Regions from separate parts of the Homo sapiens genome. Here region 2 is linked to region 1. The links are chromatin loops, found by intact Hi-C in ENCODE. Cell type or tissue: PC-3. All regions are shown on one strand. Links, peaks and the distances in the headings refer to the core of each region. The heading gives the core; the rest is flanking DNA. Region 1 overlaps FBXL13 (F-box and leucine rich repeat protein 13). Region 2 overlaps FAM185A (family with sequence similarity 185 member A).

Region 1 (5,388 bases), core at 1-5,000:
GCGGCTAAGTGATGCCTCTGTTATGAAACTATCTGAGCGGTATGATAAAACAGTCTTTTACATCATATCATTAGTATTGTATATTTGATAATAGGAGACATGAGACACCTAAAAGCAAAGATTTCATGACATTTGGGGGAACATCAGAGATGCCCAGAAGCTGGTTAAATGTTCAGTGAAACCATGTGAAAGACATTGAAGTCATAGATTGGACCAATTTTTAAATTATATTATTATATTTAAATTACATCTGAGGGAGTCGTTCCTGAAATGATGAATATCTAGATATGGGTGGCTTCCCTGTACTTTTTCAAGGAGATTTTCTCTAATCTCCCTTTTCCAGGAGATTATCTTTACTCCAGCATTTCCCAAGGGGTGTTCTGGCTGGTTTATTCTTGACTCCCCTCTTGTCAGAGGTCTTGTACAATTCCTGTAGCAAACTTGTAAGGGATAAGTAGGGTTCTTAACTTGCACTTTTAGTGGTCATTCACTATGGTACTTACATGATAGTTTTTGATATGTGACATATTTTTTCCTTATTAGAAATTGTAATACGAAACTAAATTACAGAAAGAAAGTCATATAATAATCTACTGCCCTTTCATGCAACTTTGTAATGTCAAATTACTTTCTACTTTTAGTCTTACTTTTATGTTGAGTAAAGGAAAATCTTTGCTTCAATACCATTTGTTTTCCCAAGATAGTTTTTATATGAAGAAATTGCTTACTGACAATATGATTGACAGCTAAAATTAATCCATGCTACTTTCTTTTAGCTGCCCTAATTTAAACTACTTGAGTTTACGAAATTGTGAACATTTGACTGCCCAAGGAATTGGATATATTGTAAACATCTTTTCCTTGGTATCAATAGATCTCTCTGGAACAGACATCTCTAATGAGGTAAAAAAATTCAAAACAGTACAATGACTTTTATTGTTTTCTATAATACAATTATTTGCTATTTTGTAAATAATGGAGAGAACAATAATATGTTTTATTTGTTATTCTATTATAAAAGTTAAGTTTAGGGATATTGTTTCTAGAAGGGTGATAGAAAAGTTTCTTTGAATCAACAGTCATGTTTCTCTGTTTAAAAAATAGCAAAATACAGTATTTTGGGGAAAGTCATGACAGATAAGAGTATGTCATGATAATTTGAGATTTGTTTCATTACAGAAGTTTGGTCAGTATGGAGATAATATATGTTAGATGGCTTAACTATATTTTTCTTACGGATTGCACATTTTATGAGACTACCCGAATGCCTTGAGATCTAAGTCTTTAGTTCAAGACTAAACTCTAGAAATGGCCTCAACAAATCTACAAAAGGATATGGAATTCATTTCCTGCAAGCTGCTGATTGTATTCATCAGGGTTGAGACTCAGGCCACATCCATCTTATCCCTCTGGGACTGCCCCATTTACTAATCAAAAGGAGGATAACCCTGAGAGATTTGCCATGTTTCTGAAAGAACTATGGGCTATAGTTATACAAGGAATATATGGACTTCTCTTGAAAATCATGCATTTGGAGGGATATAGGAAGACAATATCTTATATCCTATATCCTTCCTATATAGGAGGGATATAGGAAGATATAGGGAGGTAAGGATCCCTCCTCCATCTGCTTGCTAAATCCCTATTCATCCCTGAAATATCAACTGTCTATGAGGGCCTTCTCTGAGAAGCCCTACCTTGCAGGCAAGCACTGGAATTTCTCTGCTTGCATCTCCAGCCCCAGTGTATCCTTTAACATGAACCGTTTCTATTTCTCACTGCATTGCAGACATCTGTTATGTGTTTATCCTTCGTCAACATTCGGTGGGGTCTTTTAAATGAAGGACTAGATCTGTTCATTGGTCTAGGTTCTTTCCTTTCTTTATCTATGAATGAACTTGGATTCAGCCTCCTTTCTGCTAGATGACCTCCTCTTCCCTTCCATATCGTCCATGAGTGATGTGAGATTGTGGGTAGGAAGCAGTACCATGGAGTCAACTCATTATGGCAGGGTCAGTGTCTGGTCTTCTCAATGTTGTCTTCTGTCCAAGCTGGAATTCACTGAGATGTACGAGGGCCCATTTGGTGTTTAGTTTCCCGTCCAGGTGGATCCCTGATGTCTCTTCCTTGTTCCAACTCCAAGGCCCCTTCAAGTCTTCAGGTTTCCCTGTCGTGTCTGCCTTGCTCTGGGCTCCTCTGGGTCTTCCTGGGTCATGGAGATCCTGTGAGGCTGTCTTAGGTCCACAGTCCTAGACACCTGCTGGAGACATTTTCTTGCTCCCACATCATGAATGTGTTTGCCCTCAAACTCATGACTCACCCTCCCCTTGCTCTGCTACAGGGTGACTCACACAAGTCAACTAGATTCCATGTTAGGGTTGGTGCTTGTGAGACATTTCTGAGTGATTACAGGGCCAGTAGAAGGGACATTCCAGGGTTTTCCTCTACCTTTCTTTGCATCATCATCATCAGCTGCATTTCCTTAGTGTTCTACTCCCCTCTGAACCACAGGCCTGCTGTGGTTCCAGCTTCCCTGAATGAAGTCGGCCTCTGGGCTTCAATAACATCATATCTTCCCATTGTCCTTCCAGCATAGGGACAGTAGTGGCTTCCTACTGCTGCTAAGCTCTAGATTTTGTCACTGTCCCATTTGGCTTCTCAGTTTCTCTACCACCTATGTAGCCATTCCCCCATTAAAATTAAATCTCCTCAGTTTTGCATGCTCAGGGTTGTTTCTGCTTTTCCCGTTGACTCTTAACTGATACAATGACGAGCACAGGAACACTCTGTCTTATTGCTTTTATGAACCCTACTGGGAAAGGTGGAATGGGTTCCCATCTACTTAGGCCCCCAAGCCTACCCGGGGGTTCCAACTTTCTCTCTAGCTGGATAGAAAGTGAGAAGGTCTAGAACAGACCCCCCATATGATGAATTTCTCAGCATTTGCTTCCCTCTGGCTCTCCCCTCCCCTCCTCTTTTCCCCTGTCCTCTCCTTTCCTCCTCTCCCTTCTCATCTTCTTCCCCTCCACCTCTTCTCTCCCCTTTTCTCATATTTGCTCCTTTCCTTTTGACATAGATTCTTTTCCTAATCTGGGGGTGGAAAAAATGTTCCAACTGATTACATGGTTTTGAAAAATGTTATGCCCCAAGTCTTTCAGGGCTTGGGCTTTTGAAGCTTAAAGGCCCAGGATTTTTATCCTGTGTTCTTTTGTAAGAACCTTTTCCTGACACATAGGAGCAGAATCGCCAGCTGTTGTCTGAAGGGTCACAGAGTGACAAGAAGTAGAGAATCAAAGCACATTATAAAACACATCAAAATATAATTCCCCCACAGCACTTACCACAAGGCTGAAGTGCCTGGGGGAATATTTGTTGACTGAATGGAGTAAAGGTTAAAATGCTTTATTTAGTTTTTAGCATTTGAGGAAAGCTCAGGTTTTATTTTTAAAGACTGTATATTAAAATTTTATCTACAGAGGACAAGTTAAAAACTTAGGAATATAGGCCAGGCACGATGGCTCATGCCTGTAATCCCAGCACTTTGGGAGACTGAGGCAGGCGGGTCACTTGAGCCCAAGAATTTGAGACCAGCCTGGGTAACATGATGAAACCCCATCTCTACAAAACATACAAAAATTAGCCGGGTGTGGTGATGTGCACCTATAGACCCAGCTACTCAGGAGGCTGACAGGTGGGAGTATGGCTTGAGCCCAGAAGGTTGAGGCTGCAGTGAGCTGTGATTGTACCACTGTACTCCAGCCTGGGAAACCTGGGCAACAGAGTAAGATCCTGTCTCAAGAAAACAAAAAACAAAAAACTTAGGAGTATGGCCTCGAGTTCTAGTCTCTGTTTTTATTTTCTTCTGAAGCATATATGTAATTTAAGAGAATTGTAAATGGATATCTATGGGGAAGTATACTAATTGTTTTCTGCTAAAAGATTGAAAAAAATAAGTCTTCTGTTGTTTTCTTCCTCCAAGTCAGTTAAACTCTGAACTAAAAGGCAAATGATTGACAATTACAGTGCTACAACAGCTGAGGAAGCTAACCTCAAACAGTGAAGTTAAAATGAGTCAGCCCGGATGTCAACTTGGGCAGCTAAACACCAGCCTGATTGATTATAGGTCTGAGTAAGTGCAAATTTGACTACAGACGTAACATTCAGGATTTAAACTCTGGAATGTTACAGATACCCACCAAAGATCAAATGTGACCAGTTGTGCCATTTGGGAGAAAATTTCCCATGTTTTCTAATAATTATGTTCATTCTCAATTCTTAATGGTGAATTTTCAGTTAGAATCACACTACACATTTAGTTAACAAGTATTTACTCTGACTACATTGTGCTCAGTGCTGAGAATACTGGAATGAACAAAACAGACATGATTCCTCTTCCTAGTACTTACATTCTAGTGGGAAGACAGGAGTAGGGCAAGTGGTTACAAAGTATGATGAGTGTGAAAAACAGAGAGGGGAAAGCTAACCTAGCTCAGAGATTCTTTTCCCAGAGAAGAAAGGTGTTCTGTGAGCCAAAGAAGCAGCCTGCACAAAGGCATGGAGGTTTAAAAGTGTGAGATATCAAGAAACCTACACATTTGGGTATGGCTTATTGGCGAGAAGTATGGTGAGAGATGATGTTTGAGAGGTAGACAGGGGTCAGGTCACTGAGGGCCCAGAGGCCACATTAAGGAATTTGAACTCTGCTCTTTGGACCGTGGAAGGACATTCAGTATTGTCAGTTAGAACAGTAACATGGTCAGATTTATATTCCGAAAAGCTCACTTCTATCTGCTAGACAGATATGGGAATCACAGATGCATAGTGACCAATTATCAAGTAGTCATCCAGGTGAAAAGTTATGAACGCCTGTGTTAGGGAGAGGGCAGTAAGCATGTAGCAAAGTCAGCACAGTTGGGAGACACTGAGGAAGAAGAAACAATGAGATAGAGCTCAACTGAATGTGAGGATAAGGAAGAGAGGGAGTGAATCAAGGATGGCACCAGATTTTTGGCTTGAGCATCTGCATAAAGGATGGTGTGCCTTCCTGAGCTGTGTCCCTTACACAGTCAGGGAGCAGGTTTGCTGCAGGTTGGGAAAACGAACATGTTTAGTTTGATTCACTTGCAAGACAGCTTTATAGAGATGTTGCTCAGGAAACTAATTGAAATTCACACCTCAAAAGTAGAAGAGCTCTTTGGGGTTGGAGAGGCTAAAGGGACACTGTGTTCTGAAAAATCATGAAAACTCATGAAGAAGTTGATCAGCAAAGGCAAAAATCCAGACATTTAGAAATCCAGAAAGATGTTTATTGGAGAGAGCTAACTTAAATGGGGGAAGCAAAGAGGAGAACACAGTTATTTCAAGATTTGTGTTTCTTATAATAATCTT
Region 2 (5,388 bases), core at 213-5,212, 110 kb after region 1:
AAACAAGGAAAGAGGACACATTACAGATGACGTTCAGGGACTGGGGAAGAAGGGAAAAAAGCAAGAAATGTTGAGTTCAAGATGTCTGTGAAGATCCAAATGGCTATGTCTACCTGCCAGATGGATGTATAAATTAGTCAGGGCTAGAGACATAGATTTGAATAATCAGATTTGAAACACCCTTGTAAGGGTAGTTCAGACTCAAAAGTATATAAGATGCCCTAGGAAAATATGTAGAGAAAGAACAATAGGACAAGGATGAAATCCTGGAGAATACCAATTATCACAGAGGTGGAAAGAGAAGGAATATAGAGACATTTGTGAAAGAGCAATTATAAATATATGATAGAGACTGCCAGTGTCCATTAATATTTGTGTGCCTCTCTTCTTCCATAAAAGTACTGCTAAACTACATATCTCAGCCTTTGCAGTTAGGTAAAGCCATTTGAAAATATTTTGTCCAAAGATCTATGGGCAGAAGTAATATATGCACTTCTAGGCCTGGTTTCTGAAACTTCTTCCATGATCCTCTGTGCTGTCTCATTTTTCATGGAAGACTTGGAAGCCACAAACTGAGGAAGCCAAGTCTCTGAATGTCTCTAAGGAGCTGCACTTAGGACAGACACTGTAGTAAATATCAATATTTTGTGTCAGAGGTCTAAACCCTGAAAAACCTACATGGTTTGCACCACAAAAAAAAAAAAAAGCTGTAATTCTTTTCTAATATTTCATATAAAAAAGTTGTGGCCAGGTGCGGTGGCTCATGCCTGTAATTCCAGCACTTTGGGAGGCCGAGGCGTGCGGATCACCTGAGGTCAGGAGTTTGAGACCAACCTGGCCAACATGGTGAAACCCTGTCTGTACTAAAAAATATAAAAATTAGCCAGGCGTGGTAGCAGGCGCCTTAATCCCAGCTACTTGGGAGGCAGAGGCAGGAGAATTGTTTGAACCTGGGTAGTGGAGGTTGCAGTGAGCCGAGATCAAGCCATCACACTCAAGCCTGGGGGACAAGAGTGAGACTTCTCTCAAAAACAAAACAAAACAAAACAAAAAAAACAAAAAAAACAAAGTTGTATGTGTCCAGATTCGAAATTAAGCATCAAAATGATAATCAAATTAAAACTTCATAATGACCTAGGCTAGGAATAAATACTAGAATTTCAATAAAACATTTTCATGAATGTCATGAAAAGATCTATTTAATCCAATAAAAGATTCTGTTTTAAAATTGTATATTATTTCTGACTTTCTAAGTTTACAAACCAGATTTATAAATTTATCAGTGACTACAAGTCCTTCTTAAAGCAGATTGGGACATTTCTTCTGAAATTTTGAGTGCTATCAAAGTTATCACCTGTGTTTTGTACAGTTCATGTAAATTGTACTTCTTGAAAATTTCAAAAATAAAAAAGTAGTTACTAAAGGAAAAGTTTATGCATGTATGCCAAATAGTTGAAGAACAAAGGACTTTTGAAGTGCAGAGAAAATGAGAGAACTAATACTCAGCAATTTATCTATCAAGATATGTTTCCATAGAACTTAAAATAGAGCCTAATTTACATAGGAAATCTAAATATTTAAAATAGAGTTTTATTCATTAGTCACTGTTCCGGATCATAACATAAATTTTTAAAATACACAAAAACAAGTAACATGAACACTCTTACATCTTAATCGAATCAGTTTGTTTAAATCATGGGTTATAAATAAAACCAATCCTAGCAAACCATTTCAAGGAAGTTTTTCATTGTCTCCAATAGAGTCAGAAAAACCATATTTATATTTAAAACTGTATTTTGTAGAATACATATAAATATATGCATGTATTATACATGCACAGCATTCTTTGAAAAGTATCAATATTCAAATATCAGAATTTAATAAAATATTATTCATATAAAACCAAATTTAATTTTTGATTATTTAGAAGGAAATCAAGATAGTAAACTCATAAAATTTTACATCTAAACACAACCTATTCAAGTACCTATTCTCCCACTAGATTCCCATCGTCAGAAAGTGAATATTTAATAAGTCAATGAATAAACTGGTTTCTTTTGTAGTAGAAGGCATACACACTTAACAGATGTGATTCAACCAACTATACAAATAGGAAATATGACTAGTCAATTAGCTTACTCAGTTTCTTACATATAAAATATAGTTAGCTATACTTAAAAATTTCACTTGAAAAAACACTTAGGATAAATTATTTTCTTCTCTATACATAGGAATCAACTTGCAAGGCCAGGAAAGATATATTGCTCCTTTCATTACTCTTTTCCTCATTAATGGGCATGCTCTAAGTACTCGGCACTAGTATGTTAGATGTTGCTTTGCCATCAGGGTATATAAAAATATTGAAAATGCAGACAAAAAATAAATTTCATGCTCTTGTTTCCTTTCATGGAAGACTTAGAAGCCACACACTTAAGACAGCACCATCACTTTTATGGAAGGAGTCCAGTTCCTGAATGCTACCATGGAGCTAAGCCCAAACACTGTATGGAACATCTACATTTTCAGTCATAAAGCACGATAAATGTCCTGAAACTCAAGGAACTTATAATGTAGAACATAGCTGAAGCAGTGCATCTGTGTTATAGTACTGTCTTCTTGGAGGAAACATCTTTACAGTGAGCCAGGAAGCCCTCAAAGTGATGATGGAATTTGCGGTTGCAATCAAGTTCACTGTTTAAAAACCTCTCCTAGAAAGCCAAGAAACTAGGATCAAATCCTTGCTATTCCACTAATTAACTTGTGGAGTTGAGAGTAAACAATTAGACATTTCTAAGTCTAGTTTTCCTCATCTGTGAACAGCCAATTGTTCATTAAGTAAAAGGGGCTGGCCAATTTAGGTACTCAATACATGTTTGCTTTCAACCACCCACCCACCCACCTACTGGCACAAAGGCTCCAAACTCTACTTGTAAAATCCACCAAAAAGAAAGTTACTGCATTATATTTGTGTATAAATGGTTTTTACAACATCTATATGTTGGATTTTTTTTTTCTGCTCTCTCTGGAAAAAAATTAGTTTAAGCCTTGCTTAAGAAAAAAGAAGCTAAAGTAAATAAATCCTGACCAAGAACGCATATATTCTCAGTTTGTTTTCTGTAAGTCAAATGTTTAGAAATAGCAATGTATTTTCCCATAAAAACAAGTTTTAAGATTCTCAAGCCAGTTTATTTAAATATAGCCAAAATATATACCTAATTTGTGTTATATAACCATCAGCATTTAGCACAAAGAATTCATTGAAATATATATCCAGAGTTCTAGGTTGGGAAGATCTTGGGAGAAATAATTCCCACCAAAATTCCAGGAACTAGAAAACTGGGACTTACTTTCACCAGCCATGACTCTAATCTTCTCACCCACCAGGATGTGAGACTAAACACTGCCCGCTCTCCTGTACCCCTCCCATCCCAAACCCCAGACTACAAACTCCAAAAGCATGTTCATACAATCCCTTAGGACAAGGATGGAAATAGAGGTGATAGGGGAGAGGAAGGCAAGAAACTTAGAAGTGTCTGAAGGGTGATTTTTTAAAAGTCGAGGCACTGGGGTGTGTCCATGGAATTAAGAGGGGTTTCCTGTCTTAGTTCTCTCTTGTATATGCTGAAAAACCAAAGCAGAGTGAGGAACAAGGACTAGGTGGAGAAAGCAAGGCTGAACATGGAAGCTTTTCTACAGTTACTTCTGTGAAAGTAACTATAATTTGAAACTGGATTAAATTTTCCCTTCCCCTTCTCCTTCTCATTGCTGTACTAGTATTACACAAAGAAGCTGTGAGAAACATCTAAAAGAGTTCTTTGCATTGAGGCAGGGTGATAATGGACCACTGGAAATGAGGTGGGAAGTAACATCCCAAAGGGGATGGTAGTAACTGAGAAAATAAGAAAGTATATTTAATCCTTCTACTCTACTCTGAATTCTTTAACGACAGGTTTCACCTCCTGCCCAACTTTGCACCCTTGGTGCCTGGAAATCTGGCACACAGTAGGTGGTCAATAAATGTGTCAAATGAATGAATAAATATAACTGTAGTAGATGCTATATTCCTCATCCAGATCCCACATCATAACTGAAGGGCTTATTTTCCTAGCTATTGGAGTACTGCTGGCAGACAGCCCTCAGCTGTCAGCCGTCTTTGGGAATTACCTAGCAAAAAGGAGTCACTTCGGCCCAAGATCATACTCCTTCCTGGGGCAGCTTGCATCTAATGATTGGGGATATAAACGTCCAGCTCCTCTCACCCCAGCTTGAGACAACTCTGAGGGACCATCCCAGCTTCAGAGCTCTCCGTGTGGGTTACTGAAACTGTATCACAGTCCAACTTCTCCCATGGAAATCTGGCTTTCTTCCTTTACATGGCATTGGTCCCAAGAGGCCTCCCTAGTAAATTCGCTGTGCTCAAATTTCCATTTCAGAGTGTCTGCTTTCAGGGAAATTCAACCTGAAACAATAGTCCAAAAGAGGACCTAGATTTAAACCAGCTAAGGAAAGGTATCTGATTTCATATTAAAGGTCAGTAAATATAAAAAGGTTTTATTAAGGCTAAGGAATTAACTTTCTTTTCCAGCAATGTATTTCCATTTTAGCTACTTTAAGTAATCAACAGACCTAAGTACTTTGAGGACTGCTTCAAAAAAGACCACCTGTTTTACTACCATCTAGGCAATTAATGATAAACTGTACCAAATTCAATTTATCTAACTTAAAAGAATGCAAAAAAGAAACATTATGAATTTAGTGTAAACATGGTATAAAGCATTGCAGAGAACAGACTGCTTTTCCTGTGGATGTTAATCCACATCTGACTTGATAAGGAATTGTTTCTCCACTAAAAGCTACTAAATACATTAAGCACAGTATTTTTCATTATGATTAAGATAGTTAGAAATGCAATGCTTATATAAAAGTCACTTTTAAATTATGAAGAGTTACAAACTACCAGATCTACTTAAGGTACAACTGAATAAAAAATAAATAAATGAATAAGTAACAAAACCATTTGCTTCATCTGGGTACAGCTCCATATGTACTTAAGCTATTTTGGGCTCAAATAATACTTTAACCTTGCAAGAATGCTTGAGGTTTAACCATTAAATTGAGGCTCCAGAACTATTTCAAGCATATAAGTATGCTTTTTAAAATTTTTTTTTAGAAGACTACTTGCCAAATTACTACATAGCATGATTAGCACTAACCATGCTTTCTAATGCCACTCTATAACTCTTGCTCACAACTAAAATCTGAGAGTTTTGCCAGAGTGTACAGATACCAATATCCAGCTTTACTATAGAGGTGAAATGAGTGGACTATATATGGAAAAAGTCCGAATCTGTACTTCCTGGAATATGGCTCAAAAGGCATTTAGCAGAT

The links. Peaks named below come from ENCODE experiments on the same cell type or tissue, not always from the same donor. Only the 100,000 strongest peaks of a DNase experiment are listed, where the experiment ranks them.
Region 2: a loop joins it to region 1, with 4 times the contacts of the local background. A loop is called at or near these places in 2 of 110 quality-filtered maps.

What each region holds. Positions count from the first base shown.
Region 1 is chr7:102,872,982-102,878,369 of GRCh38, reverse strand. FBXL13 (F-box and leucine rich repeat protein 13) reads left to right here. Exons shown (of 21, transcript NM_001394494.2): 16 at 1-39; 17 at 777-903. Among named protein-coding and RNA genes, the nearest start is that of LRRC17, 37 kb to the left of the region's middle. RefSeq lists an enhancer at 1,615-2,814. In PC-3, for the core only: no CTCF peak of the experiment used is centred there; DNase peaks (open chromatin) are centred at 2,379 and 4,069; H3K27ac peaks cover 3,173 bases.
Region 2 is chr7:102,762,453-102,767,840 of GRCh38, reverse strand. All of the region lies in intron 4 of FAM185A (family with sequence similarity 185 member A), which reads right to left. Among named protein-coding and RNA genes, the nearest start is that of FAM185A, 16 kb to the right of the region's middle. In PC-3, for the core only: no CTCF peak of the experiment used is centred there; no DNase peak of the experiment used is centred there.